Linked DNA regions of Homo sapiens: region 1 is linked to region 2. Evidence: chromatin loops called from intact Hi-C (ENCODE). Cell type or tissue: body of pancreas. All regions are shown on one strand. Links, peaks and the distances in the headings refer to the core of each region. The heading gives the core; the rest is flanking DNA. Region 1 overlaps MICAL3 (microtubule associated monooxygenase, calponin and LIM domain containing 3). Region 2 overlaps MICAL3 (microtubule associated monooxygenase, calponin and LIM domain containing 3).

The links. Hi-C counts contacts between places; a loop is a spot of excess contacts. Peaks named below come from ENCODE experiments on the same cell type or tissue, not always from the same donor. Only the 100,000 strongest peaks of a DNase experiment are listed, where the experiment ranks them.
Region 1: it touches region 2 in a loop (5-fold over the local background); 9 of 110 quality-filtered maps call a loop at or near these places.

The regions. Positions count from the first base shown.
Region 1 is chr22:17,892,892-17,900,891 of GRCh38, forward strand. It overlaps MICAL3 (microtubule associated monooxygenase, calponin and LIM domain containing 3), which reads right to left. Exons shown (of 32, transcript NM_015241.3): 6 at 7,951-8,000; 7 at 6,557-6,657; 8 at 3,833-4,090; 9 at 3,355-3,470; 10 at 2,393-2,519; 11 at 917-1,013. Among named protein-coding and RNA genes, the nearest start is that of MIR648, 84 kb to the right of the region's middle. In body of pancreas, for the core only: a CTCF peak has its summit at 3,839; a DNase peak (open chromatin) is centred at 3,880; H3K27ac peaks cover 335 bases.
Region 2 is chr22:17,937,119-17,953,578 of GRCh38, forward strand. The region is part of intron 1 of MICAL3 (microtubule associated monooxygenase, calponin and LIM domain containing 3); the gene reads right to left. Among named protein-coding and RNA genes, the nearest start is that of MIR648, 36 kb to the right of the region's middle. RefSeq lists enhancers at 4,641-5,416, 15,861-16,460. In body of pancreas, for the core only: no CTCF peak of the experiment used is centred there; DNase peaks (open chromatin) are centred at 6,673 and 8,253; H3K27ac peaks cover 3,105 bases.

The sequences.
Region 1 (8,000 bases), core at 1-8,000, 48 kb before region 2:
CTTGCCCCACAAGGTGATCAATTGCCCCTGCCCATCGACTTCACCTCCTTACCATTCTCTCTCACATAACCAACAATGGCAATGACCATCCACCACAGGCCCGGCACTCATGATCACAATGTGAGGTAGACACTGCTGCCCCCACTTCACAGACAAGGAAATCGAAGTTCAGAGCTATTCAATCACCTCTTCGAGGCCGCACAATTCACCAGCAGCAAAGCTTGGCCTGGGACCCAGTTGCACCTGGCCCAAAGTCTGAGGTCTCCTCCACTGCCTCCTCCCTTCTTCATCCCCAGCATCAGGCCCAGATCTGGGCCTCCACCACCTTCAGCCTGACTATGGCGAGGTCTTTCTACCTGGTCTCCCTGCCTCTGGTACTTCCCTCCTCCAACCCCTCTCACGTGTGGCTGACCAGGTGTACTCATGTCATTCTCTTTCAAAAAAGTATTCAGGGCCTTCAATACATACAAAATCTGGAGTGGTCCTCACCTGTCACTGAATCCTGGCTATGTTGCAGGACCCAGCCAAAGACTTTTTCCACAAAGTCTTCTCCCGAAACCTTAGCTCTCACACTCTCTCCCTCTCTCCCCTCTGCCCCGCGTCTGTACCTGGTTTCTCTCTGTGCTCTCGTAACACCTCAGGCCAAGGTAATTCCGTGTGGTGGAGGCCTGTCTCGTGCACTGCGGGATGTTCAGCAGCATCCCTGGCTCCTGCCCACCCCCAATCATGACCATCAAAAATGTCCCCAGACAACTACCAAGTATCCCCTGGAGGGCAAAATCACCCTGGGTTGAGAGCCACTGTCTCAGACAGTACTTCGGCCACTGCCTCGGACCGCACCTTGTGGCTCAGGGAATGAGTATAGACTTCTCTGAAGGGGCTGCCTGCATTTTAAAAAGCCACCACCAGAACTCACCATTGCGAGTCAATTTGGGGGTGGTTCGGGAATTCACCAGGCTCTCCATTTCCAGGTGAATATCTTTTGTTTCGCCAGTATCATATAAATGGCGCACCTGGCAGAAATTTACAAAGTCAAACAGAAAGAAAATCAAATATCAAGTAACAAATTCCTACCTAAGAGCAGAATGGCTGAAAGGAAAGTCTGGGATAGAAGGCTGGGTAAAGTTCAGACAGAAGTTAGGATGATGACCTTTAAATCTTTTATGAAATAAGGTGGGGTTTGAGAAAAACAAACACATTTTAACTGTGGGACTTTGTGCTAGAAATCAGCTACACAGGGCCGGGTGCGGTGGCTCACACCTATAATCCCTATAGTTGGGGAGGCCGAGGCCAGCAGATGGCTTAAGGCTAGGAGTTTGAGACCAGTCTGGGAAACACAGGGAGGCCTCGTCTCTACAAAAAATTTAAAAATTAGCTGTAGTCCCAGCTACTTGGGAGGCTGAAGTGGGAGGATCCCTTGAGACCAGGAAGTCAAAGCTTCAGTGAGCTGAGATAGTGCCACCACACCCCAGAGAGCCTGGGCAACAAAGCAAGACTCTGTCTCAAAAAAAAAAAAAAAGAAAAAAGAAAAGAGAGAAAAAATTAGTTACTCGGTCATGGAGGTCCCTCTAAGAGTCTCGGTTGGACTACTAATAATGCTGCCTCTTAACAGAAGGCCTAAAGGTATAAACTTCAAGTAGAAGGTGAACAGAAAATTACACTAGGGGCCAGGCACGGTGGGCAGATCACAAGGTCAGGAGTTCAAGACCAGCCTGACCAACACAGTGAAACCCCATCTCTACTAAAAATACAAAAATTAGCCAGGCGTGGAGGTGGGTGCCTGTAATCCCAGCTACTCGGGAGGCTGAGGCAGGAGAATCACTTGAACCCAGGAAGTGGAGGCTGCAGTGAGCCAAGATCGTGCCACCACACTCCAGCCTGGGTGACAGAGCGAGATTCCATCTCAAAAAAAAAAAAAAAAAAATTACACTAGAACAAATTCTTTCAAGTGAACAATCTCTTTTGTCCTCACAATAATCCTGTGAGTAGTCAGGGATTATTATTCCCATTTTTCAGGTAAAGAAATTGAGGTTCAGACAATGTAAGTCACACGTGACCGGCAGCAACAACACAGGTGGAAGTTACCTCTCCTCACTAAGGGGCAAGTGCTCTTCCGTAAAGTAAGAATTTGAATTAGAAGACGTGGCATAAAGGCCTGGATTCCTATCATGTTTGATTTTCTCTAAGTCATTTAACAACTCTATGCCTTAGCTCTCAATCTGTTGATGGAAAATGCTATCTACTTCTACCAATTCAGAGAGACATCTACCTGGATGACTAAAAAAGTATCCTTGTATGTGTGGTATTAATAGGTGCACGCATCTCAACAGATCAGAATTCTCATTGGTCCTGCAGATGGGCCCAGATGTAAATACTGACAAGAAGGTCTTACCTGGCTTGGCCGGAGGAAGTTGACGTTGATATTGGGATACCGAGTGACAGGGTCGATACTGTACTGGCTGAAGTTCTTACTCACATTCTCAGGGGTGGTCTGAGGCAGCAACCTGTAAATACTTTCCCTGCAATAACACAACAATATACTCAGAATCGGGACCAGCACCATGAACATCTCCCTCTCGTTTCATGATTGTTCTGACAGCGCAGCAAGTCACCTGACATGCCTGACAAATCCTCATCCTTGACCAGTCTTCTTGAGTCCTACGTCAGCCCCTGCTCCCCACACCCACCTGCAGTGATCCCACAGGAACCGACCGGGTAAGAGCCGAGGAGAGAGAGCAGGCACAAAACCGTGAGCGCCCACAGATGCTGCCTCCAACTCAAAAGGTCACACATTTACTCTTTTATTTTTTCAAGCATCCCAATATTTACTTCAATTTTAAAGAAAATCAACACAAAAAAGAATTATCACTATATTTAGTCAGAATACCTTAAATAAGAGACAAAATAAGATGATATCAACTCCCAATTTCATCTGGGAAATCTTGTCTCTCTAATTCTTCTGGTTAAGGCATTAGTTCTTTATCAGAAAGCAAATCACAGGATTTTTATTGCATTTGCAAAAATCTGCTTCAAAATATCCCATTTAGGGGTTTGAGAAACACTTATAAGCAGTTTGGTGTTTTCCTATGAATTCAAAGCTACTTTTAATTTCTTCTCTGTCAGTAAGAAATTTATCTTGGAAAGGAGTAAGAGAAGACTTAGTCTAGGAGACTCATCTTTAGGTTTCTATGATTTTATGAAATCCTATCTTGCCTTTCCTCTTTTCCACATGAAAACATCTTTAATTAAGAAGGCAGAGAAAGAAGAAGGAAGAACTTGCACTCTGCCTGAAGAGTAAACCACTCCTTCTTCCCAGTTTTCTCATGAAAGGAACCCCGGGTTACTTCCCATTACCTCTCTGCCAGCACTTCCAAAGGGCTCGTTCCTAGAGACCAACTTCGGACCATCCAGGCAGAGTCCATAGCAGCTAGAAAGCCCCGGGCTATTCCTGTTCCCATTGGCCAGAAAGGCTGTAGATAAGACATAAAACAAATAATTAAAATATAACACACCTTTCAAAATGGGAAAAATAAACTAAGGAACAAAGAGTTTGCTGTCGACAGTAGTGTTTGGCAACTGTTTCAATAACAAATTGCTCTCCTTCCCAGATTGGCAAGGAGTAAGTCAAAAAGGGGCAGAATTTCCACTCATACTTAATAGGCCTGGGCTCCCAGTGGCCTGTAGCCCTCCTCTACTTCCTGGTGTGACTCCTGCAGGGAGTTTACCTGTGCTGTACAACACTGCAGACGCTCATTCCAAGACCCAGGATGCCCAGATTCACTCCTAATTATTCCTGCCCCTACCACAGAGTGCTGCCATGCTTAGCACTCACCTCTAGGAGGCTGTCCCCGACCAGAGCCACTAGTAACTGGTGTCCGTTCTGCTCCCGCACCAAGGCGGCGTTCTCGGAGGCATACATACAAGTGAAGTCAAACATGGCCACATCGGGCTGCCCATAGTGATTGATGGCAAAATCCAGAGACGGCAGCTGCTGCTGGGTAGAGAAGTCTGCCGCCTCCCTGGCATAGCTGAGCAGAGCCTCCTGGTCCACGTTTTCTCGGGAAAGCAGGAGCTCTGTGTCGGCGTAGTCCTGTCTCCAGAGAAAGAGGAGGGTAGGGATGGAGAAGCTCTGGCACTCAGCCAGAACCATGTTACACAACCCAGGGCCACAGCTTCTTCTTCCCCCTAAAGTGACTCCACGTTCCAAAACCAAAACTTTTATACCATTAAAATGGGCGGGGGGAAAGGCAGCCAGGCACAATGGCCCACACCTGTAATCCCAGCACTTTGGGAGGCTGAGGCGGGCAGATCACTTGAGGACGTGACTTCGAGACCAGCCTGGTCAACATGATGAAACCCCATCTGTACTAAAAATACAAAAATCAGCCAGGCATGGTGGTGTGTGCCGGTAACCCCAGCTACTTGGGAAGCTGAGGCAGGAGAACTGCTTGAGCCCAGGAAGCGGAGGTTGCAGTGAGCTGAGACAGCACCACTGCACTCCAGCCTAGGTGACAGAGTGAGACTCCAACTCAAAAAAAAAAAAAAAAAAAAAAAGAGGGGTTTGGGGGGTGGATTATTCCCGAGAGAACATAGACCTTGCTGCCTAAACACACAGTCATGGCTTTTCCATTTGCTTGGAACAATGACTACTTCTTTGATCTTATCCAATCTGCCTCAGGGTTGTTCTGAGTATCACATACCTGACAGTACTTTGTGAACTGAAAGGGCATTTCATTATCTTCTGGGTAGTAAATGGCTTTTGTCAAATGGGACCACGTGAAACACTCAGCCTTGCATAACTCATGACACCCAAAGGAAGAACTCAAAAAAGCTTGAGTGCCAAAAAGACATGGAGGTGGGAGCAATGGTAGTCCAGGAGGCTGGGAAGGAATATGTTGAAAATGGAGCAGAGGTTTTCAAAATAGTAAGTAAGACTTGAAAGCCTCCACAGAAACCCACAAAGAAGAACAAAGGACTGAAAAACTCCTTTTCTGTTTTGGAGGTTCCTGGCACACTGAGCCAAGTCTTTATTCTCTGAAAGTGGGGCCTACGGTTTCTAAGTGGCCATGATGGTCCTTTCAGCCACCACTACAAGATGTTAAAGCCAAAACACAAACACTCAGGTTGGTCCTAGAAAGACTGTTTGCTCAATACTAAGTAGCCACATGGGTTTACTATTTAACAGCATACACCAAAGGCATGGCCCCTGCCCTCTTAAAAAAAAAAAAACATGAAGGCAAAGTAAACCAGGTCTCTTGGCATTCTAGACTGCTCCTATCAAATTGTGACTGACAACCACAGTTCTGCCTGCGTGGCAGATTTAAATCTTCACCTTGTCCCAAGGCGTACGAACTGCTTCACTGGCTATTTCTTACTGACAGCAATGTAACCCTGATGTAGTCCCAGATAATTAGCAAGGCAATTTTAGAAAGCATCTAACCAGATACGTCTTGCTTATGCTTTTGGGAAAGTGGGCTGTATAAACAGCTTTGTCCTGGTTCTCCCTGAAAGCACACAGGGTGGCTGTGCTGAGAAACACACGCAAGGTTCCTGGGTAGAAAGAGGGGGCTCTCTGCCACCGGCACATGCTCGTCAGCTCACTCCCCGCTCTGCTGTCATATAAGGTAGTACTGTAGCTCAGACTAAAGTGACTGCATTCACATCACCCTGCAAAGACAAAGGACTCCCTGAAATTCAGCTGTGAGTCTCTTGTGGGAACTGCACAGGCCTGAATCAGCACAACTGGTGTCTCTGCTTCTGTTTTTCTCATCGCATGGGGACAGTGATTCTCACGTTGAGACCAGTGAGACCAGGAAAGACTTAAAAAACTCTCCTTCAGGGACCATCCACGCGGTGGTCTTCTGACTTCATATTTCAGGCCATCATCTCAGGGCACACCATGCAGTCACCTAGAAACAGGCTGAGCTGGACCTGGCTATGATGGAGCTCAGACCTGTTCTGTGGTCATAAAGAGGCCTAAGTGTAGCCTGATCCTGTCAGTGCTGCCTGGACCTCTGAAAACTGTATCGGCAGTGACACCAGAATCCTCATCAGGCTCCCATAAACACCAATTATTGCTTCTTGGTCAAACTCCTTTCCCTCTGTTGCTCCCCCTCCCAAAAGATAACTCTTCAACCAACCAATCATCAGTCAGATATGGAAATCACAATAACCACAAACCAAATCACCTAAAATTAAACTGAGTATTTATGCATGAAATGCTGTCTGAAACCTGCTTTGCAAGAATCCAGTGGTGAAGAAGGAGTGCACAGAAATATTACTGACAGAACACTGGCCACGTGTTGAGAACTGTGAAAGCTGGACGGTAGGTACGTGAGGGTTCATTACACTATTCTCCCCCCGTTTTTATTTACATTTGAAATTAGCCATAGTTAAGAGTTGTTCACGCTAAACTGGAAAACATCAGGGGTTACCAGAAGATGCATTCAGTGCTCATTTTCATTCCCTTGCAGGAAAAACCCATCAGACAATTCTTTCTCTTGGTGATATTAACCACTTCAATAAGAAAGAGTTTTGAAGGAAATCCGTGGCTCACATGTAGTATCACTCCTTTGTCCAGCAAACTCTGCTTTTTGGCTGTCATAACGAAATAGTGTGTGTCATCTTTGTAGTAAACGATGTTCTCCAAGTCAATACCTGGGGCCAGAAGACAAACGTGTGCATGTAAGTTTGCTGAGATGAAGGTGCATCAGGGCAGGCTGAAAGGTTACACACAGGCCTACAGAGACAAGGGCCTGAGGCTCCAGGCAGGGAAAGGTGTCTAAGCCCAGATTCTCACGTCCTGTATCATCAGTTCATGGAAATACAGGGAGTTTTGTTTCTCTGTATTCACTCAACACCCCAAACAATCCTAAAAACTATGACTGACAGTAAACAGAACTGTTTTTACGGGAATAAAAACGAAACAAGCAAAAAAAAAAGAGGCTAACCTCTAAAGAGGGCTTGGATTAGTTATCGGGTTAAGCCTCTTGGGACAGTCATCAAGGAAGCTGGAGGAATCTCCTAGATTCTTAAGAACAGGATAGACAACTTGACGCCTGGAAGCAGAGAGTGAACTACTGACTTTTTAATTAATCTAAAAAATAGATGTAATGAAAAGAAATCAAGTTCTAGAAAACAAGAGAATGAAGGCACATTTAGCAAAATATCTAAGTTGATCTATTCAAAACCTATCATACAACAATCTCATCGCTATCTGACACACGGTTTGCCTTCAAGCCTGAGCTGGAACTCAGGAAGAAGACTACATACTTAAAAGGCCTAAAGTCAGCTTCCCAAGCAAACCAGGGAGCCACCGGCCAGCAGCTACACCAAGCAGCATGCCTCAGCATCACAGCACAGGGCAGGCATTGGGAAGAACTAGTGGAGGCAGAACGAATGCTTTACAACAAATAAACGAACAAACAAAACCTCAGGCTGGGTGTGGTGGCTCACGCTTGTAATCCTAGCACTTTGGGAGGCTGAGGCAGGTGGAGCCCAGGAGTTTGGGAGCAGCCCGGGCAACATGGCGAAACTCCGTCTCTACAAGTAATACGAAAAATTAGCCAGGCATGGTGGAGCTTGCCTGTAGTCCCAGCTACTCAGGAGGCTGAGATGGGAGGATCACTTGAGCCCAGGAGTTCGAGGCTGCAGTGAGCCGAGATCACGCCACTGAACTCCAGCCTGGGCAACAGAGCGAGACCTTGTCTCAAACAAAAAACAAAACCCAGAGCCGCCCAGTCACTGTGAGGAGGTTAAGAATACAAGAGGAGGAGACAAGTTCTGCAGGAAGCAATGCGCTAGGAAGAAGGAACAGGAGTGAAAAGAGCAGGAGGGGCAGACAGTGCAGGAGGGACACCGACGGCCACTCACCCCACCAATCCCCCAAGAAAAAGCCACCAGGGACTATTTAAGTTTCTATCCTAGGGCTCCGGAGACATCAACACCAACCTGTGGCTTCCCTCAGTTCCTGGAAAAATTTTTGGTTGAATATAAAAGCC
Region 2 (16,460 bases), core at 3,415-11,414:
AGAGATGAAATAACATCCTGAGTCGCACAGCAAGCTACCAATGGCACTTGCTTAAATGGTAAATTACCTGCTTTATCTCTTTTGGCTTCTTTCCATCATTACTACTTTTAAGTATGCCAAAGAAATACTCCCTAACTGTTCTACCACAGGTCCTTCTGAGGACCCATCAATTCTCCAAGGATGTTATTTTAAATTGGACAAGGCCAAAGTCTAGCTTTCCCCCCGATCTACTTCAGTCCCATACTTATTTAACAAAAAAGATGGGCCGGGCGTGGTGGCTCACACCTGTAATCCCGGCACTTTGGGAGGCCAAGGTGGGCAGATCACCTGAGGTCAGGAGTTCAAGACCAGCCTGACCAACATGGAGAAACGCCGTCTCTACTAAAAATACAAAATTAGCCAGGCGTGGTGGCGCATCCCCGTAATCCTAGCTACTCAGGAGGCTGAGGCAGACGAATCGCTGGAACCCAGGAGGCAGAGGTTGCGGTGAGCCAAGATCACGCCATTGTACTCCAGCCTGGGAAAGAAGAGTGAAACTCCGTCTCAAAATAATAATTAACAATAATAAAAAAGATGGATTGCTATCAAAAACAGATTGCTAACTTCACCATACCTCAAACTAACCTCTATCATGACACCTGGAAAGTTTAATTATTCTCTCATAACCAGTTTACGTGATTGTCTCCCCAGATTCATGAGTTCCTGGGAGTGAGGACCATGTCTCATCTTTTCAGCATTAAAGCAGTCAAGATATGAATGAAGCCAACAAATTACTTGCAAGAGTGCACATATTCTCTTCACCTTCTGGCAAACAGTTATATTTCAAGGTCAGATGTCAAGCTCAGTACAAGACTTTACAAACATCCCTTTCTTGCAAGGAGGAGGCATGAGAGGTCTGTCGGCCGTGTCTTGCTGATTATAGTATCTATCTTTATTTATTAAATTTTTTTAAAGTGTCAAGCATGGTACTGGGCACTTCACAGAAATATTTTCACTTCATCTTCACAACAATCCAGTAAGAACTCATGATTCTCACTGCACAGATGAGAAAACTCAGGATAACAGGGTAATTAAGTTGGCCAGCTAATAAGCAGAGGATGACAACATTCAAACTCAAGAGCGCCTCACTTTAAAGCCGTAATTATTCCACTTCCCCACAAAGAACTCACAGGTGTCAAGAATGAAATACAAACTAATACCTCCATAGGGGGACCAGAGCAACCAACCGGGAGGGAAGTAGGTTTGAATTCAGATCACTCAATAGCTGGACATACGGCCAAGCTCAGCAGGGTTCAGCCATGAACACAGCTCCACAGGTAATACAGATTTGGTAGGGGTGGGCTGCCTTTTCCCTACGCTGCTGTGTTACCAATGCTCCTCCTTACGAACGGAGGAGGCTGTATTAGGCCGCTGGGATTCTGTGCATTCCTGAGCTTAAACTTGGCAGACCACTGTGCTGCACTTTGATACCAAGCACAATTCTGGACAACAGATTTGGGTGTTGAAATGAATGAGGAGTGCCTTGGTCTAAGCTGATGCTTTGATACCCAGAGTCTTAAAGGACTAAACGGAAGCGTGGCAGAGGGTGAGGCCACTGCTCACTTGTGAAAGTCAGCCCACCCTCCTCCACACCAGTGCTCCTGGCTCAAGCTGACATCTCAAGGTCATTCAGCACGTGCAGCAAAAACCATCTGGGTAACACGTGGTGAAGGTGAAGCACACATCTACACAGGCATTACAGCTCATGATCTGCGTGAGTCTCAGGCTCTTGCTCCCACCCCTGGCTACCATGTACAGTATACAAACTCCCAGTAAAGGGGTGTTGTGGTTGGAATGTTTGTTCCTTTTGAAATTCATGTAGAAATTTCATCTCCAATGTGGCAGTATGGAGAGGTGGAGCCTTCAGGAAGTCATTGGGATTAATGACTAATCCATTCATGGATTAATGAGTTAGTGGATTAATGGGTTATCATGGGAGTGGGACTGGTGTCTTCAGAAGAGGAGAAAGTGACTTAAGTTGGCACATTCAGCTCCCTTGCCATGTGATCAGCCCTGCACGGCCTGCAGAGTCCCCACCAGCAAAAAGGCCCTCCCCTGACACCGCCCCTCAACCTTGGACTTCCCAGCCTCCATAACTGTTAAGAACAAATTTCACTTCTTTATAAATCACTCAGTTTCAGGCATTCTGTTACAAGCAACAGAAAACAGACCAAGACAAAGTGGGTCAGGGAACAGGGCCTGAGATTCAGCCGGCACCCAACTCAGCAAGTCACACACCAGCTGAGGACCAGTGCCACAAAGAAGAAGGGCTGCACCTCCTGCCCTCTCACAAAGGTGCTGCAGGGGCAAGTAGCAGCCACGTATCCCTGCCATCCCCCTAGGAGGCCAAACTCCAGAGGCAGGGCGGGAAGCCTGGGAGACTGGGCTGAATTCTGGATAGTGAATTTGGCCACATGAAGGGCTCTGACTCAACCCTCTATACCTTATGAAGAACAGACCTGCCTCTCTCTGCAATTCTGTTAAGATGGCATCAATGATTTCCAAAGGAGCTAGACAAACACTTTTTTCCACATGTAGAAATGAAAAGCCCTCCCTAGCTGGAGAGTGACTGGGAAACCAGGCTCCTATCTTCCTATCTTTACATTAAATTAGAGCAACTGCCCTCCTCTACAGCAAATAGTCTCAGTCACTTCTGCCTACCTAACGCCAAAAAGAGCTACTCTACGCAAGACACCATGGAAACTTGGATAACCAATTTAAAAGACATCGGGACCAGCAACACTACTGCACACTAATGACCTGAGCCCTTTTCCGCAGGCACAGAAGTATGTACATACTGTATTTACTGAAGATACTAATAATCCCCTAGAGTCAAAGCACCACAGCCGGCAGTCCTGTACCACTCCTAGGCCAGCCAGAACATGCCTTCAGATCACCAGAGAAGGCCCCTGGACTTCATCCCTCTGAAGTTAAGGACAAAAGCTGAGGCAAGGAAATGCCACCATCTGATTATTTTCAATGTATCAATCAATTGTCATTTTACTATCTGCCCTTTCAGGGCCAGTTGGATACAACTTCCAAAATAAGACTTCTTATGGTGAAAAGTATTTGTGAGTCAGCCTATAAAGAGAACTGATCCTGCCAGGTGCGGTGGCATGCACCTGTAGCCCCAGCTACTCAGGGGGCTGAGGTGGGAGGATTGCTTGAGCCCAGGGGATCAATGCTGCAGTGAGCTATGATCGCACCATTGCACTCCAGCCTGGGTGACATAGTGTGACTCTGTCTGAAGAAGGAAGGAAGGAGGAGGAGGAAGAAGGAAAAAGAAGGAATAAGAAAACTGATTCTGATGAAGGCTGTTAAACCCATACATCACAACTTTATCAAACCAAACCCAAAGATGAAAGGGAACAGTGAAGGACTAGTTCCATGAAATAGTCTAGTGGCAGAATACAGGGAAGAATATGACAACTTTGACAGTAAAAGAATAAAAAATAAGCTCATTACAAGGAAAGAGGCAAAGGTAGGGTAAATCCAAGAATATATCATAAAAACAAAAGCAATGGCAGCCAGAGAGAGGATCAGAAAGGGAAACCAGGCAGAAGAGGCAGTCAAAATCAGGCAGAGAATACTCAAGCAGTTAAAGAACCTTTTCCAGATCTGTGGACTAATTTCTCAAAGGAAAGGCTATAAGCCCTACCTCACAGGACAGGCCAGCATCAAATAGCTCAAGAGGTATTTAATCAGGGTAGGATGATTTACACAAAACAAGCCAAATGCCATGTAAACTCCTGTGATATCAGAGCCCTGGGTAGAATTATAAGCCCATCCACTCCTCCCCAACCTACCCACTAAAGAAAGCACCAGACACCCAGTTATGCCTAGGCCACGGGATGAACCCACTAAAGAAAGCATGAGATGCTCAGTTATGCCTAGGCCACGGGATGAATGGGCCAAGCAGAGTACTGCTTCCACTCCGTCTCAAACACAGCAGGTGCTTCATCCACACCAGCTGGACCCCACCGTTCACCTGCTCTCTTCGTCTCATAACAAGTCTTCACTCAGAACTGCTCCACATCATTTTTCTCAGCCTGCATTTGCCCTAAGAGACTCAAAAGACCCCTGCCCAAAGAGATTCCATCATTAGAGAAGTGAACTATGTCAACACCGGCACCGATGTCAGCCAAGTTGAAAACTAGTCATTATGGGGTGGAGATGATGGCTGTCAATCAGTGGATAATGATGATGGCAGGTGTGATCTTGAGCACATCCCCATTCTCAGCTTCTCTGGAAGAAAAGTGTCTGGGGCTTGGAGAGAGGCCAATGGATTATGAGGACTTGCAGGAGACCCTGCCACTGGGTTCTTCCCAGGAGACAAGGGGTCCCCTGCAAAGACGGAAGTCAAAAGACGGAAAGTAGAAACAGGTTGAGCTTCAAATGCTACACCAGAGCAACAGCTGTCATTGTTCATAAAATTCAGGCAGTTCTCAATTTGAGAAGTAACTGCCACATGCTTTCCATATGCCACTCTTGGGATACAGGAACTGAGAAGCGAAGAAGAAAAATGTATTTTTACTATACTGTGAGGTTAGCTGTTTGGTTGACCTTCACAGGGTATACATAAAGCTCATTAGAATCACTGACGAACTTTAAAACTACACCAATGTTCAGGCCCCATCCAGACCCATCCAATCAGAATCTGTGATGGCCTGGGGCAGGCGTGGTCAATCGCTCCCTCCCACCCCCATTCTAAAGTGCCTCCAGGGCCCAGGAGGGGGAAAGCAGAAGGAAGGCCTGGGGCTGCAGCACAGGCAGCGGAACAGGCAGAGGTTCACCCACCTTCAAGCGGGCCTTCTCCCTTACCTGCACGTCAACCACCTGTGTGGCAAATTCCTCCGACCCCTAGCCTTAAGACAACAACAAGGAGAGGCGCCCAGCCACAGCACTCAAGGAAACGACTTGCCTAATCTCGGAGCGTGTCTGTTTTGTTCAGGAAAATGTGAACCAGCTGTAACATTCTGTCTCTCCAGAGGTGCAGCCACACCGCAACATGGCTAAAGATAGCCCGGTGATTGTATGCTTGCAGGGAGGCACAGAATTAAGCACAGCCAAGTGGGCGAAGGCAGTCCATGCACCAAGTGACCGTGGCTGTCCAGCCAGCTGTAGAGTTTCCTCTCACCCAACAAATCAAAGCCCAGGGTGCTCCAGAAGGTAAATGGAGCCCAGCCCCACCAAGAACAGCTCTGTGGGTTGGGAGGGAGGCTTATCCAGTCCTCTGCCTGGTACCACCTCCTGTCAGACATGCCTCACCTCCTCCACTTAGCGGAGTGGTGTGGCTTTAACAGCCAAGCTTTCTAGAAACAGCTGTGAAGGTCTGTGCAGATCCATGGGCATGAAGTGGCAATGATCATATGTAAAATCTAAGGAGAGTGGCTTTCAGACGCTCAGAGACCTCACCGAGTCTGAAGACAGTCGCCAGCAGATCCCTGATGAAAAGGGAGCTTCCTGTAGGGGACTGCTGTAGGGCCACTGCGGAAGCCCTCTGAGGGAGCCTGGCCTCACACTAGGCTTCCAGAGTGTCTGAACAGCTATAGATGACAAGCACCTAGAGATGCCCGTGACGCTGCTGGGCAGCACCAGGTGAGCCAGGCCCGCAGTTCAACCAGGGCAGTCCCAGAGGGCTCCAGCTTGATGGGTGCTGCCCTAAGAGACTTGGGCCAGGCCTGCTCTGCCGAATTCCCAGCTGCACGACCGTCCTCTCTACAGCACAGCAGACCCAGCAAGGTCCAAGGTGAAAGCAGATCTCATTGAGTAGCTTCTGCCCTCAGGCCCTTCAGAACACAGGCGATGCTGAACTCACACAACACAGCCACTGCTACAGAACTACAGTTCACCTCTATGATGGACACATGCTGACAGCAGGAAGAATTCCCAAGCTCTGCAAAGGAACCGAGTGACATTCTTCTGATTATTTTTTATTTCCCTGAAATCAACTCCTCTTCCTACTCTTTCTTGGGCCAGAAGAAATTTCTTTGAAATTGTATCTATCCTTCTTTTTTTTCTTTAAAATGGAGTCTCGCTCTGTCACCCGGGCTTGAGTGCAATGGCGCGATTTCAGCTCACTGCAACCTCTGCCTCCAGGGTTCAAGCAATTCTCCTGACTCCGCCTCCCGAGTAGCTGGGATTACAGGCAACTGCCATCATGCCTGCCTAATTTGTTATATTTTTAGTAGAGACGGGGTTTCACCATGTTGGCCAGGCTGGCCTCGAACTCCTGACCTCAGGTGATCCACCCACCTCAGCCTCCCAAAGTGCTGGGATTACAGGCATGAGCCACCGCACCCTGAGCTGCATCTATCCTTCTCTTAACAGAGAAGATTAAAGCAGACAGGCAAAATATCTCCAGTGAAAAAAGTATTGTTGCTCTCGTGAAAAACAAAGGCTTTTTCCTGATGTGAGAAGCCCTCCTTACTCAAGGTGCCCAAGGCTGCGCTTTATGAATAGATCAGGCGATGTGCAGCCATGGCTCTGCTCCCACCTTTCCCATCTTGTTTGATAGCGTAAACTGGAGGAAACAAAAGAGCAATAATAGCTTTGCTGTCTGCTGTTTTGGGACCTGTCCCATAGAGAAAACAATCAGTTTGAGCTTTATGCCATGACATCATCAGCCACCAATCAGCACAGAGAAGGTGGAGCAGGTTTTGTCTGTGAAACCAACCACTGCAATTGTTAAATTGGAAAAGGCAGTGCAGGTGAGAGATGGAGTTTTTCTTTTACCTTTTTCTACATCAAACTATAGAAGAGAGTGAGAAGCAGAGGACAAAAACCTTTCTATGGAAAAAAACAGGCACCCCAGGGATGCACCTGCACTCCTGCCCCTCTCCACCTCCCACCCCTGCCAACACTGACAGTGGAAGCCTCTGTCCCATCTGCCCAGTGCTCCCCGCCAAGGACAGAGTCAGGGCCTTAGGAAAGCTGTTTTTGGTACCTGAGTGCATGTGTGTGTGTGTTTTCAAACAGGGTTCCACTCCAGTGGAGAGAGAGAAAAAGACTTTGGTTGACATGGACATCAGTTAAAACCTCTATCCAGAAACTAACTAACCAGTGTTTACTTGTGCGTCATAGCTAGAGGTTCTCGGGACTTCATTATTTTCAGCCACTTTCCTCCCAGAAAACACTGGCCATCTCATGAATGAAGCTGTTTAGCCAAGGTTAGAATATGCAAGGAGAGAGGGGGTGGCAGTAGGAGAGGGCGCAGGGTTCCAGGAGAGCAGGGGGTGAAGGAGAATGCTCACAGAGCAAATATTGTTTACAACTGCAGAGCCAAGCTAATGTGATCTCCCGCCTGTTCAAGCATATTATTACATTAAGTCCCGAACAATGAAGTCGGAGGCAGGGAGAGCAGAGCCGACCCAGCCTCCGCTTTGCTAATGGCACAAGGGCAACATTCCATGCAAAGTTTCGGTGTGCAGGCCTCCTGAGAACCCAGCAGTGCCAGGCAGCAGTGAGCACACGCACCCACTGACGATAGGACTGTGGGGACAGGCAGGTGTCAAGAGAAGGGCACTACACCCTTTCACGTGCCGCTCCAGGGGAAAGCAGGTGGGAGAAACCGCATTTTTAACTGAAAATAGGGTACAACTGGACATGTTAAGAGAAGCACAGGCTGCTGGGTCCTCCAACAGCTATCTGAGGGTGGAGCAGGCCACGGCAGCAGATGGGAGAAGAGGCTGAGGCGGAGCAGGGTTCTCCCCACAGTTCCTGGGGACCGCTGTACTATTCACTTCCAGGAACATCACTGCACACCTCTGAGATCATCAAACTTACTAGAAATAATAAATATACTATCAAATGCCACTAAATATGAAGTTCGCACTCAGGCACTGGGGGACCTTTTTTTTTTTTTTTTTCAACAGTATGACCAGGTGTAAAATTAAGATCAAGCCAATAAATATAGGGTCTAATACCTCAGGCTGGACTCAGTCTATACCTATTAGGGCTGAGTGCTGTCAACTCCAACTCTCCCTGACCCCCAGGAAAAAAGCCTCAAGTCCTCTCTCACACACCATTTCAGCCTTTACCTTTCTCCATAAGGAAGCCCCCAATCCCCATATTTCTTTCCCCATTTCAGCCTAGCCGGTGGTGGTGTAAAACGACTGCCAGCCGAGGGCCTGCGTCTCCTTCACCCTCGTCCACTAATGCACATGAAAATCTAAATTAATAGGGCACCTTGGGCGCTGGCCCAGAGAGAAAGCAGGGTCCTTGGCCAGCTCCCTGCACACGCGCTGCCAACATCCGCTGTGGGCTCTGAGCACCCCTGCACAGGCCCTGTGGGAGTAGGAGAGGCACCTCAAAGAAAAACAACCCGAAACAAAGGCACCAGCCAGGAAGACCTTCACCCATTCACATTCCCGGGTGTCCCCAAGTAAAACAGCAGGATTCACATGAGGACCTGGGTTCTTCTCCCTGAGATGTGGAGAGCAAGGGGTAACACGCGCCCTACTGCCCAGGGAGGGGAGGGGCTCAGTAAAGGCAGCGGGCCCCTCTCCACACAGCCCCCATACGCCCCAATTCCACCAGGCACCTCCCTCCCCCACCCAGAATGCCTTCCAGTCTAGCCTCCCACATCAAAGACTACAGCCAAAGCTTCTCTTCTGCCCAGAGAGCAGAGAAAGAAGGGATGAGGGAGAGAAGAGGCTGTATTTAGCAGGAAGACTGAGACAAAAGGGATGAGGTGGGTCACACAGGCCAAGCCCCACAGGAGCATGTTCACTCGGTGGCGGAAGGGCCATAGAAACTGAAGGGCCCAGCTGCTCTCTCAGCTTACAGGGAGGGGCAGACACAGGCCCAGAGGGATCCGAAAGCAATCACCTTATCAAGTTATTCAAAATCCAGATTGAAAGTCAGGACCGGAAATCCTCGCTAGTAACAACAGGGTATTAAGTGGAGGAGAGTGTGGCAAGCAGGTACAGATGACAAAGCAGGCAGCATCTCAAGTCCTTGGCTGGGTATTCCTGGGAGTCCCCTGTGGCTGTCTCAGGGAACAGAGACAGGATGCTCTTGACAGTTTTAACCGGAGCAGCTCTACCTGACCAGGAGGCCAGAGAAGACTGCACTTTCCCTGGCTTCGGGGGTGGGCAGGCACCCCTACTTCCGAAAAGAACAAAAAGAGAACAAAAGCTGCCTCATACCTTGTGGACCATATCAGAGCAGCCAGCACAGCTTGCATTCTCACACTCTGCCTGCAACCAGGACACCGCCTGTGTGAAACAACGACCCACATGTGTATTCACTGCACACACACGGCCCCGGAGAGTTCTTTCATTTAGTGTAGGGAACTAACTTATAAATGGGACACATCTTTGTATGTGCAAAAGATCCCTCAGGCGAGCCTCTGTGAGAACACCCACCTGCAGCCCCGGAATGTCTCAGCACATGCGACACTGAGTCATCTTAGCGCCACACACATGCAGACAGAGGCACTGCACACACATGTGGACACATCCCCAAAGTACCAGGGGACACAAATCCAAAACCACCAGGTGATTGGGGAAAGTTCCTCTTATGTGGAAGATAGAGGAAAAGCCAATGGCTAATGTGATGTTTAAGTGAGGGCTGATCTATTTTCCCCTTCTCTGCTCCAAAGCCATTCTACTCCAAGTGTGCACATCACAGGAGGACCTGAGGGAGTGGTGGGCAAGTTCCTACAAGCTGCCTATTTTTAACCTCTGGTCTTTCCTGCCCTCTTCCCTGGGGAACACCCCTCCCTCTGCTCTCCAGCAAAGGGCCCAGCTGAACCACATGATACCCCTTCCAAGCCGGAAGATGGGTGGGGAGGGCCCTGCTATCGCCTCTCCATACTTCAGATTTCAAAGAGTATGGACTGAGGAATTTGGACAAAAAGTGGGAGGGAAGAAATTGTTTAAATCACAAAGAAAGGAGGAGTGAGACTTCAGAAGAGAAACGCAGCACATCAAATATCTGCTGTCCATCTAAGATCAGAGCCGGGCTGCAAGGCCACATGGCTGGATTGGCCCCCTCTCCCCACTTCGTTCTCCCAGGCCAGCCTACAGCCGCTGCACGCGTTCATCTTGCAGCCTGGGCCCTGCCAGCAAGACTGTGCCCGCCAAGACAGCCTCTACACACCCAGAGGACAGTGGGCCCCCCAGCATGGCCAAACTGCCAATGAGACAATGTTTTCCCTTCATGAAGAGGTAACTGGGACAAGGAAATCCCTTAAGGAAAGAGGAAAAGACCTCGGTGTCTGCCTTGCTCCAAACTCCAATTTGCAGTCCAGCTTTCTCTCACCTTCACCGTGTTCTGTGCGCACCACTGAGATAGAATTACCAACATGAACTGAACAGTGAATTCTGCTCATTCTGGTTTTGCATCAACCTATCATTGTAAAATCAAAGTATGAAAGAAAAGATGCCTCAATCCCCTCAAGATCAAATTTTTATCTTATTTTTATTTGCTCTGTTGTCCAGGCTGGAGTGCAGTGGTGCCATCATAGCTCACTGTTAACCTCCAACTTCTGAGCTCAAGTGATCCTCCCACGTCAGCCTCCCGAGTAGCTGGGACCACAGGCGATGGTGTGCACCACCACACCCGGCTGATATTTTCTTAAATTTTTTGTAGAGATGGCATCTTGCTATGTCACCCAGGTGAAACTTCCTGGGCTCAAGTGATTCTCCCACTTCAGCCTCCCAATGTGCTGGGATTAAAGGTAATGAGCTACTGTATCTGGCCTAACTTAACAATGCTCATCTTCAAACCGCTTCAAATACAGTTATGAATTCATCCACACATACCGTGTCTCCTACCAGACAGACATTATGTGTTTAATAGCAAAAGTTTAAAAAAAAAAAACCCACAAAACTGCCAGTACAGATCCAGGATACCAACTCTAAGGTACTGGGTTCTCAAGCCTCTGCTCCTGTAAAGCAAGGCACGAGAGCTTGAAAGCTCCAGAGCTGATCTACCAGATGCCTGTGTCATCCACCTCCCTCCCATCCCTGCCACTGGAAAAGAAATCACACTGCAGTCTGGCAAGTCCCCACTCCCACTGCCTGCCCTGCTCCGGCGTGGCCTTACTCCCTCCACAGCAATCTGCAAGTGCCCCCGCAGGAGGATGCGCAAGAGCTGGGGAGGATGTTTCCACAGTGCCGCCACAATCTTGCTGGCTCTCCAGCTGGAATCCCAAGAGCTCCCAGAACGGTCACTTTGGTGGACTCCACCTCTTGGTAGCTTGTTTTGTGCAGCATGGATACCGGGGGGCCATGATGGTGTCCCGAGGCGGGGTGTGCCAAGGTGGCAGTGCTCTCCCTGCCCAGCTCCTGCTCCTCCCCTCCCCAGTCCTCACATACCAGCTGCAGAGCATTTGACACCAGGCATCCACAAGACACAGACCCTGCTCCTCAGAATCTTGGGCTCATCGTGGAAATCAAGGAACAATACAGGGGAAGACAGAATATGAGTCTCAGAAAGTTGTCTATTTTGTCCCTTTTAAAAACAAGATTTCTCATACCTGCAGTCCTAGTACTTTGGGAGGCTGAGGCTGGTGGATCTCAGAGCCCAGGAGTTCCAGATACCAGCCTGGGCAACATGGTGAGTGAGACCCCGTCTTCACAAAAAAATACAAAAATGAGCTGTGCCCACATGGTGGCATGTGCCTGTAGTCCCAGCTACTTGGGAGGCTGAGGTGGGAGGATAGCTTGAGCCCAGGAGGTGGCAGTTGTAGTGAGCCAAGATCGTGCCACTGCACTCCAGCCTGGGTGACAAAGTGAGATGCTGCCTCAAAAAAAAAAAAAATTGGCCAGCACGGTGGGTCGTGCCTGTAATCCCAGCCCTTTGGGAGGCCAAGGCGGATGGATCACTTGAGGTCTGAAGTTCGAGACCAACCTGCCCAACATGGTGAAACCCCATCTCTGCTAAAAATACAAAAATTAGCCATACATGGTGGCATGTGCCTGTAGTCTCAGCTACTCAGGAGGCTGAGGTGGGAGGATGGCTTGAGCCCAGGAGGTGGCGGTTGTAGTGAGCCAAGATCGTGCCACTGCACTCAAGCCTGGGTGACAGAGTGAGAAATTATCTCGAAAATAAATAAATAAATATAACAAGATTTCTCAAAGATTAACAAGAATCCAACTAACGTAACTGAACACTTAGCTCTGGCTAAGTACATACACCCAGCTACCACTCATGGCCAAACACTGTGACATGATTCACCTGCATTATCTCATTTTATCTTCCGAGCAACATTATGAGTATAATGTTACCTCACTGTAGAAATCAGGCAACTAAATTAAGGTTCAGGAAGTTCACACACAGTGAGCGACAAAGCAGGGAGAACTGCTTTGCTAAGGGTGGGCTGCTTCCAACACCTGTGCCCCTCCCCAAACGGTGCCTTACCTGGTGGATTCAAATGTATTAACTATGCCCTCTCTTACTTTTTCTTGCCCTCTGTCATAAACTTTTATAAGCGTGCATGCCACATCTCTCCTGCAATTCCCTATATGATCCGACAAGTTTTCAAATAAATGGGGACTGTCAGTCAATCTCAAATACCGTAGTGCCTGCTCAATGCCAAGGATGCGTCAGGTGCTACAAAGGGGTCCAAACAAAAGACGGATCTGTAAAGCAGAGGACGAAACAGCCAGGTAGTGACCCCTAATAAAACATGATAAGGACAACACACGATGCAGGGGCAGATACTCCCTGTGTGCACACAAAGCAACTGGGGAGCCTGGCACAATGCGAATCTGGGTCCAGCAGGCCTGGGTAGGGCCAGAGATGCTGTGCTTCTAACAAGCTCCTGGGCCAAGCCCATGCTGCTGACCAACAGGAGCTAAAGTGCTTCCAGAGACTCCCTGGGGTGGTCTAGAAAGGGAGAGATGTGATCAGAAACAGCCTGTAGAGGACTAAGTAGAATCTGGAGAAGTGTGGGCAGTGTGTCATCAGGAAGAGAGGAAACAGTGTTTCAGAAGGAGGGAAAAACTCAGGCAAGGAAGAAGCACAAATGCACAGGTCATTCACAGGGTACAGCTGTCTATTTTTTTTTTTGGAGACAAGAGTCTCGCTCTGTTACCCAGGCTGGAATGCAGTGGCGCTATCTTGGCTCACTGCAACCTCCACCTCCTAGGTTCAGGCGATTCTTGTACCTTGGCCTCTCAAGCAGCTGGGATTACAGGCGCCTGCCACCACATCTGGCGTTTTGTTTTTGTTTTTTTTTTTTTTTTTTTTTTTGAGACGAAGTTTCACTCTTGTTGCCCAGGCTGGAGCGCAATTGATCCTGGTTCACTGCAACCTCCGCCTCCTGGGTTCAAGCAATTCTCCAGCCTCAGCCTCCCAAGTAGCTGGGACTACAGGTGCCCACCACCACACCCAGCTAATTTTATTTTTCGTAGAGACAGGGTTTCACTATGTTTGCCAGGCTGGTCTTGAACTCCTGACCTCAAGTGATCCTCCCGCCTCGACCTCCCAAAGTGCTGGGATTACAGGCGTGAGCCACTGCGCCCGGCCAGCTGTCCATTTTAAAACACATAACAGCACTCCTAAACTGCACCACTCGGTTGCCAGGACTTACAGGACAACTCCCTTTGAAGAGAGTCTTACTGACTGGCTTGAGAATGAGTTCGGGGGAGGGAACGACTGCTGTTGCTGATCTGAAGAAGAGTCACACTCACGACAGATGTCTTGCGGAGGGCAGACCCACCAACGCCACTACTTGGAAAGACTCAGAGGCTAAAGCCATGAACTCTGGCACACCACAGCCTCTCGCCAAAGAATGCTTCATGAGACATTTTTAAATACCCACCATCCCATAAAGAACAGGAAAGGAAATCCCACTGTCAGCCCCACCCTGATCCCACTGTCAGCCCCACCCTGGGCCAGTCTCCTACCACGGGTCTTCCGGGAGAAGGGCCAAAGCACTGCTCTCTCCAACTGGGCATCTGGTGATGTGGCCTGGCTTCCTGGCTGGGCCACTTCCTCCACTGTCTCAAAGTGGCACTGCCCTTACTCAACAAGTTCCTCCACAGCCAGAAATGAATGCCCAGACTGTAAGGAAAGGTCACCCGCAACCCTGCAGTGTGCCCACTGTGAATAGGCAGGGTGGTACAGCCGGGAGCACTGGATTAGGATCAGGAGACAGGGATCTGGACCCGGGGTCCGTCATTCAGTGAGCCACACAACCTCTCCACGTCCATCTTCATGCTTACAAAATGCAAACTATGACCCAAGCTCCATCTACCTTACTATTGTCGGTGAAATTCAGCAATGGAAAGTACTTCACACACTGGCAAGTATCATAAAGGGTCTGAGAGATAAGAGCCCCTGTGTGACGCATGACACACTCTGCTGCTGTTCGGATCTAGTATTCATTATCCCTGCTTCGCCAAAGGAAAAACTCAGGGCACAGAGAACAAACATGACCTTGTTCAGGTCAAACACCAAATCCATGACTGCTGAGGAATAAAATGACTGCTCAGGGTTGCCATGAAATCAAACAGTCTTCCATTATGGAATAACTAGAGAATTATCTATTAACTACTTGCCTCTAGAAAACCAGTGTTTAAAATTTCTTTCTTTTTTTTTTTTTGAGACAGGGTCTCGCTCAGGCATCCAAGCTTGAGTGCAGTGGCGCGATCTTGGCTCACTGTAACTTCTGCCTCCCAGGCTCAAGGGATTCTCCTGCCTTGGCCCCCTGAGTAGCTGGGATTACAGGCGCCCGCCACCACACCCGGTTAATTTTTGTATTTTCAGTAGAGACAGGGTTTCCCCATGTTGGCCAGGCTGGTCTCGAACTCCTGGCCTCAAGTGATCCGCCCGCCTCGGCCTCCCAAAGTGCTGGGATTACAGGCGTGAGCGACTGTGCCGGGCGTAAAATTTCTTAAAAGTGCCCCACAAGAGCCAAATCACTTAGAACTCAAGGGCTGCTATGTGATGCATGAACACCCAGGGTGGAATGAACTGCAAGGATGGGAACGGGACTGCAGCACTGGCTCCATGCTTACTGGACCACCCATCCTGGGAAAGGATTTGGTTTCCTTTTCTGTACAAAGACAGGACTGGACTAAGTGATTCAACCCTTTGTTAGCAGCCTATCCCTAACACCTAGAACAAGTAAGCACTGTTCTAAGTAGGGGCAGGTGCCCCCAACCTCCCCATCACCCCACTCTCCTCGCCAGACCCCTCCAACACAACCTTGTGTTTTCATTTCCTTGAGAAACCTCCAAGGAAATCCGCAGCATCCAGCCCACGGGCCTGTGTGTGGCATCTCAGTAGCCTGGCTCCACCCCACCCTGCTCTCCCAGCCTCACCCTCGCTACAGGCCTGGAGTTGAGGAGGCCGAACTAAGTCAACCTGGGTCCACCATGTGGGGAGAAGTGGAAACAGAAAGAGAGAAGAGGCTCAGGAAGCAGCCAATCACACACTATAAAACACAAAGCAGCCAACCAAAAGCTATAAAACAAACACCAAGCAGCCAATCACGCGCTATAAAATACCAAGCAGCTAATCATAAGCCATCTGAGCTCCCAAGGCCTGCTGCCAAGGCAGGGGGTGGAGAGGTCCACACAGGCGGGGCGTCAGAGAGGCCACTGAGTGCAACCCAGGTGCCAGTTCTGCAGGATCTGCCTGATGAGGAAAAGGCTGGTCTATGCATGAGGTACTGGAAAGAACACTGGGACTTGGAGCCTCGGTTCGATCCCAGCTCTGTCCATGTGGCTCTGGGGGAGTTCTTAACCTCTCTGTTTCCTTTTCGGGCAAAAGAAGACAACACCCACCTCAGAGCACGGTTGTAACATATGTAAAATGCCTTTTACCGCGCCTGACTCGGAGCAGCTATCCAACAAAGGCTGGAGACGACCACAACAGCAACTCTGCCTCCCATCCCTGACATCGGGAAAGTGACGGCAACTTCAACCAAAATCCTCTGCCCAGCAGGGCTCAGGAGCATAAGGTGTGCACAGCCACTCCAGCCCTGCACACGCAGTTTGCAGCGGGAAGCACTCCCATATCTTTCCTCGATCAGAGTGAGGCATCTCTCTCTAGGTCCCTGAATCTGATCTGAAAGCAGACAGTAACATTCAGCCAAGCTTTCTTTACCTGTAGGGCCTGAACCAGACTCCATAGGAAAAATAATAAATTACCCCACTAAAATAAATTGAACACAAGAACCTCTCTGAAACCAGTCCTAAGGTCAGCTCCCAGCTAATGGATGATCGCACGCCCTTTACTCCTTCCCACCTCTGAAACAACTTCCGGGCAGTGGGGGTGGGCAATGCAATTTGATGTGAGCCAGGAGAACCCTTCCCTGGGAAGATGGGACACGATCTGTACAGAAAGGTCATGTTAAGGCCTGGGGGAATGTCCAAGCCCCCTAGAAGGTACTCTACCTTGGCTGTCCTGCTGTCTGGACATGATCTCTCTGGGACATGGGGGCTATAGGGGACATCAGGGCG